Regions from separate parts of the Homo sapiens genome. Here region 1 is linked to region 2. Evidence: chromatin contacts called from ENCODE Hi-C or POLR2A ChIA-PET data. All regions are on one chromosome and are shown on one strand. The core of a region is the stretch at or near the end of the contact, and the rest is flanking DNA. Distances in the headings are between cores, read along the strand shown. Region 1 overlaps LOC107985855 (a long non-coding RNA gene). Region 2 holds the start of MYCN (MYCN proto-oncogene, bHLH transcription factor).

Region 1 (2,700 bases), core at 187-2,686, 470 kb after region 2:
TTGATGGAGACAACTCATTCATTCTTTCAATCACAAAATGCTTACCGAAGATGTCTTCTTTAGATACTTGAGTGCTTTAGATACAGTACTGCATTGAACATTGCAGCAACATGACAGGCTTGTTGTCATTATTTCCATTTCACAGATGAGGAAGAGGAGCTTTAGGAAAGGATATAAATCTACTCCCAAAGTTGTACACAGAGAACGGTGGAGTTGGGATCGAACTTGCATCTCTGCGGACAACCTCATTGTTAGAAAAAAAGCAAGTGAAAATATTCTGTTTTCAGGATATTCTCTGAAATTCTGTTCCTTTCCCACGTGCCCAGCTTTTGCCTGCACTGAAATTATTAAACTGACAAGGGGGGCAGGTGGGTAGAATGCAGATACTATTGCTTTCAGAGAATCCAGCTCCATTGGGCAATCCTTTCTTACTGTCTCAGCCGGGAGAAAGAGCCCCTAGCCAGAGGGAATCAAATACTTTTCAAATGTCTCATTAAAATAAAAAGGTGATTCTTGCATTGGTCCTGTGATAAAGACTACAAAGCAGCACCATGAAAACTCCCTGGTTTACCCTTCTGAATAGGCCTCAGCTCCAGCAGCAGAATGAATTAGCGGCCACCCCATTATCTGTAACCCTTAGAGAGCGCAACCCAGGCTTTGATCTGCCAGTGTCAAGGAAACTGATAAAAACTCGTTCTGTTTCTAAGCTTTCCAGGCCTGAAATTCTCTTTTCCCTTCAGCACGCTATAAATGACCCTCTGAAGTGGCTAGGCATTCTTTCACAGTCTTGTTTCCAATCTATTCATAACCACGGTTATCAATTATTATACCAGCTGGAATTTCTGAGGGCCAGGAGGCTGTCAGGAGCTCTAATTGTGGTTCAGGGATAAAAGCAAAAACACACAAATTTTAACCAATCATAATTAACTTATTCTCCAAGTGCAAGGAAAAAAGAACCCCCCCCCCAAAACAAAACAACACAAAACCAAGGCCTATGAATCCCCTCCACTAATCACTCTTGAAAGCAGCCAGGAAGGGGGAGAGGGACTCTTTTATTACCATGGTCGCTCCTGATTGGCTCCCAGAGGAGGAGTGGGGCCAACTGGCAACCAGAGAAGTTCTTAAATCATCAGGGCTTTTTTTTTAATCTTAAAAAACCCTCATTTTTCAAAGTAGCATGATGTTTTCCAAGCTCCTGACAGAGCTTTGAATAAAGAGGCATCAATTTCTCATTGAACCCAAACAACTGACTGAGTGGCCCAAAATATTTCACTAAAAAGAAGTGCAGTGGCAGCTATCACATTAATAAAGGAGGCGCGTGTGACCTGGAAGGAGGCCCCGAGTCATCCGATCCCCAGGCGCAAGGTTAGGCAACAGGTTGAGCTGGGGAAAGCCTTACTTAGCACAGTCCCGGCACTTAGTAGGTGCTCAAGGGGCTAGCTCCTGTCCCCGCCCTGCTCCCTTCTTAGACTGGCCAACAGCCAGATGTCTTGGAGGCATCTGGCTAGTGGCAACGGCATCTGAATGGAAGGCCCATGATGTCATGGAAAAGGCACGGCTTTGGAGTGTGACAGCTCTTCGTTTTTAAGCCTCTCTGAGACTCAGTGTCCTCTCTTACAATGGTGATAGCAGGCCCAATTTGTAGAGTTGCTATGGGGGCAAGGGATAAAGCTCTTAGCAAAGTGCCTGACATAAGGTGGGTGCTAAGTAAATGTTTGCTGTGGCTCCCGATGCTGCTTTGGGGATATGTGGTCACTTCTGGCACAGGGCTTCAAAGACCACCTCCTCTTTCTATATTGCCTTTCAGCATCTGCACAGAATTCTTCTGCAATCCTTGTTAGGAAAGCAGATCAGAGGAAGGGTTAGAGTCGTCTTATAGCAAACATGCTGGGGAAGGACATCAAAAGAAGAGACAAAACAGCATTTTCCAGGACAAAGAAAAGAAGGCATTAATGAAACGATTAAGCAATATCATTCTTTCCATGTAGAGCATCTGGTTACAGAAAACCATATTTTTGCTTTCATCACTGGTATTTAGCACTGCGAAAGCACTGAAGAAGATCTCACCAGTGTGTATTTATATTGTGTTATGAGATCAAGAATCCAAGTGTATTTGTAACATTTGTTGATAGAATTGCAGCCCAAGGAGCTTGAGACTTTGATATATAAAAGATGTGAAGTATTCTCTTGGTAGTTTTTGTTCACAGAAGCAGACATAACCATGTCCTAAAATTTTTTCACAAAGGAGCATTTTCTTGAAATATTTACATACACGGTAGAAGAGAATATTTTCAAAACATGCTCCTCCTTGGGTCTAAGTTGGAGGATAGATCATCAGGATAATTAGTTTTAGCTGTCCCAAGAGTCAACCCCCCCCCCCACCCCCAATTGAAATAGCTTAACACAAGAAGAGTTATTCCTCACTCAGCTCACTCAGGTGACATCAGATGAGGGTGAGCATCCTTACTCCATCTTGTGGCCATGATGTGAGGACTATTCATCCAAGATTTTGACAACCTAGTAAGAGGCATACATTCCTGGGATAGCTTCAGCCACAAGTGATATAAATTACTTCCATTCATTCTGACCAAAACTGTGAATATGACCCTATTCTAATCACAAGGGAAACTGGAAAATGTAGGGGAGCACATGAAATATTTGCTGAGCAGAAATGGTCTCTGCCATAAGAAACATTAGAGA
Region 2 (2,700 bases), core at 76-2,575:
ATAATGTCTGACCCCCTGCAAACAAATACACCTGTAAGAAAAGCTAGACCAGAGTGAAGTAAAGCCAGGATTTGATGGTGGCGGGAAGGGAAGGGGCCAATGCTGCTGCTGGACAGAGGGGTGTTATTTTCCCCAGAAGAATAGCATGTCGTGGTCATCATCATAATAATAGCTGACACAACTATTATGGGCTGGGGACTTATAAGAGCTTTCATAACTCTCAGGTAGGAGGCACTACGAACTCCATTTCACAATTGAGGAAACTGAGGCACAAAGAAACGAAGTAGTGACAGCAGCTTTCCTTTTTCCCTTCAACAGTTTGGAATCAAGCTGTTTGAGCCGAGGCTGGGTCTCAGGAGGTGTGGACAGCACTTCCATCTCGGTAAATCAGATTCGCCTGCCCATAACTGGGGAGAATGGTGGCTTTGAAAAGGTTAACTTGGGAGCCCTGGGGACGGCTGCAGGGAACGTACGCCCATTCCCCCTAGGAAGCAGAGCCAGGCCGCCTCCTCCTCCGCAGTGGTGAGGACGCGTGGACAGTCCCGCGGGGGCGGCGGGAGACCTGCGGAGTGGCCGCACTCCAGGTCCGCGCCAAGGCCGGGCAGCTCCGCTTTCTGCTCAGTCTCCGCGAGGTGTCGCCTTCGGCCGAAGAAACCACCGCGGCGCCACCCTCGTAGCTCGCACTTATTTATTTATTTATTTTCAAACAAGGGGGGCGCCCCTCTTCTTTCAATTTGAAACTGGAAACATCCAGAGGTCTTGTTCCTAAGGGGGCGCGTCCTCTCCCTGCTATTTTGCACCTTCGGACTAGCCTTCTTTCGTAATTACACAGGAGCAACCTCCCTGCAAGGCCTTGCTCAACGTTGGCCTCGCGCTCAGCTGCACAACACGCAGTCAAAGCGGGGGCTGGGTTAGAAGCATCGGTCTCCCCTCCCCAACACACACCCCCGGAGCCCTCCGTAATTTTTTTTTCTTTTAATGACAAGCAATTGCCAGGCTCGCAGGGTGGGTGCTGCATTGCACCGCTCCGCGCGCAGCTGGTTCTCAGAGTGCAGCCGGTGCAAGCCCGGGGGTCCAAAAGGGCGGGAGGAGCACACCCTGGGCTTCCCAGCTTTGCAGCCTTCTCTCTGCAAAGAAAAGCAAGTGGCTTTTGGCGCGAAAGCCTTGGCGCCTCCCCTGATTTTTATGGAAATCAGGAGGGCGGGGTAAAGCCGCTTTCCTCTCCTTTCTCCCTCCCCCTTGTCTGCGCCACAGCCCCCTTCTCTCCCCGCCCCCCGGGTGTGTCAGATTTTTCAGTTAATAATATCCCCCGAGCTTCAAAGCGCAGGCTGTGACAGTCATCTGTCTGGACGCGCTGGGTGGATGCGGGGGGCTCCTGGGAACTGTGTTGGAGCCGAGCAAGCGCTAGCCAGGCGCAAGCGCGCACAGACTGTAGCCATCCGAGGACACCCCCGCCCCCCCGGCCCACCCGGAGACACCCGCGCAGAATCGCCTCCGGATCCCCTGCAGTCGGCGGGAGGTAAGGAGCAGGGCTTGCAAACCGCCCGGCGCCCAGGGAAGCGACGAGCGCCGGGGCAAGGCAAGCCCTGGACGGGATTGCGACGTGCGCACCGGGCGCCCTAATATGCCCGGGGGACTGTTTCTGCTTCCGAAACAAAACCATCTCTGGGTTTTCCCAGAAAAGCCAGTTCCAGCCCCGAAGGCATCCTGGCTAGAGGAGACCCGCCCTAATCCTTTTGCAGCCCTTACCGGGGGGAGTAATGGCTTCTGCGAAAAGAAATTCCCTCGGCTCTAGAAGATCTGTCTGTGTTTGAGCTGTCGGAGAGCCGGTGCGTCCCCACCCCAGGCTGGGGTTCTTCTCCAAAGGGTGCCCCTGGAGGAAGAAGAGGGGGGGATTAGGCAGGGCGAGGCCGCCGCGGTCGCAATCTGGGTCACGGCTGCTCCAGCTTGGAGGAGAGGCGGCTCTCCCGGCGACCCTCCTCGCGCGGGCGCCCCTGCCATTCCCGGGAACAGGGGCTCAGCCTCTCCCTCCCTGGAAGAGGACGTTGTCGTGGGTTTGGAAGAGCAGGGGTGGGCTTAGAGAGCTTCCAATTAAGCTATTGGCAGGAGTATCCCTGCAGCGGGTGAATGCCGAGGGGCGTTTGCTCAAATTTGGGGAGGGGAAGGATTTGTGGATATGGGTGTCTGTTGTTGGTCTCTGTCTAGAGAAAGGCTTTTTTTTATTTGCAAAGTTTTCTAAATCCCCTGCTATCATTTGCACTCCTGAGGTTGCATTTTTACAAAGGGGGTAGAAGGTACTCCAAATACCATTCCCGGTAGCTGGGTCGGAGAGCCTGGGGCTTCCCCTGAGCAGCCGGCCCCACACCGCTGCGAGTGCGGTTGTCTGCGTGCTCGTGAGAGCTAGAATTCTGCAGCCAGGAACAGCCCCCTCCCCCAGGCAGTGCCTTGTGTGAATGAAATGGCAGTTTCCAAAGTTGCGGAGCCTCGCCACCACCCCCTGCATCTGCATGCCCCCTCCCACCCCCTGTCGTAGACAGCTTGTACACAAAAGGAGGGCGGGAGGGAGGGAGCGAGAGGCACAACTTCCTCCACCTTCGGGAGCAGTGGGCAGAGTGGGGGGCTTGGAGGGAAGATTGGGGAACCTGGTTAGAGGGGGCGCCCATTGCCTATCCCCTCGGTCTGCCCCGTTTGCCCACCCTC

The links. A loop is a pair of places that touch in the nucleus more often than their neighbours do. ChIA-PET counts read pairs that join two places held with the same protein, here RNA polymerase II (POLR2A). Pooled maps may share reads with other maps.
Region 1: a pooled map shows a loop between it and region 2 (12-fold over the local background). The contact joins the enhancer-like site here to the promoter of MYCN in region 2. A Hi-C loop is called at or near these places in 1 of 168 maps with a recorded cell type or tissue (Caco-2) and 5 of 50 pooled maps. POLR2A ChIA-PET finds 5 or more read pairs at or near these places in 2 of 52 experiments (A549 and Caco-2).

What each region holds. Positions count from the first base shown.
Region 1 is chr2:16,406,060-16,408,759 of GRCh38, forward strand. The region is part of intron 2 of LOC107985855 (a long non-coding RNA gene); the gene reads left to right. Among named protein-coding and RNA genes, the nearest start is that of CYRIA, 260 kb to the right of the region's middle. Within about 2 kb of position 1,437, at least 2 of the 41 ENCODE cell types and tissues checked have a DNase peak (open chromatin) inside an H3K27ac peak, as active enhancers do.
Region 2 is chr2:15,939,225-15,941,924 of GRCh38, forward strand. MYCN (MYCN proto-oncogene, bHLH transcription factor) reads left to right here and starts at 1,326. Exons shown (of 3, transcript NM_005378.6): 1 at 1,326-1,519. MYCNOS (MYCN opposite strand) reads right to left here and starts at 2,461. Exons shown (of 4, transcript NR_110230.2): 1 at 2,308-2,461; 2 at 1,750-1,873. RefSeq lists an enhancer at 924-1,454.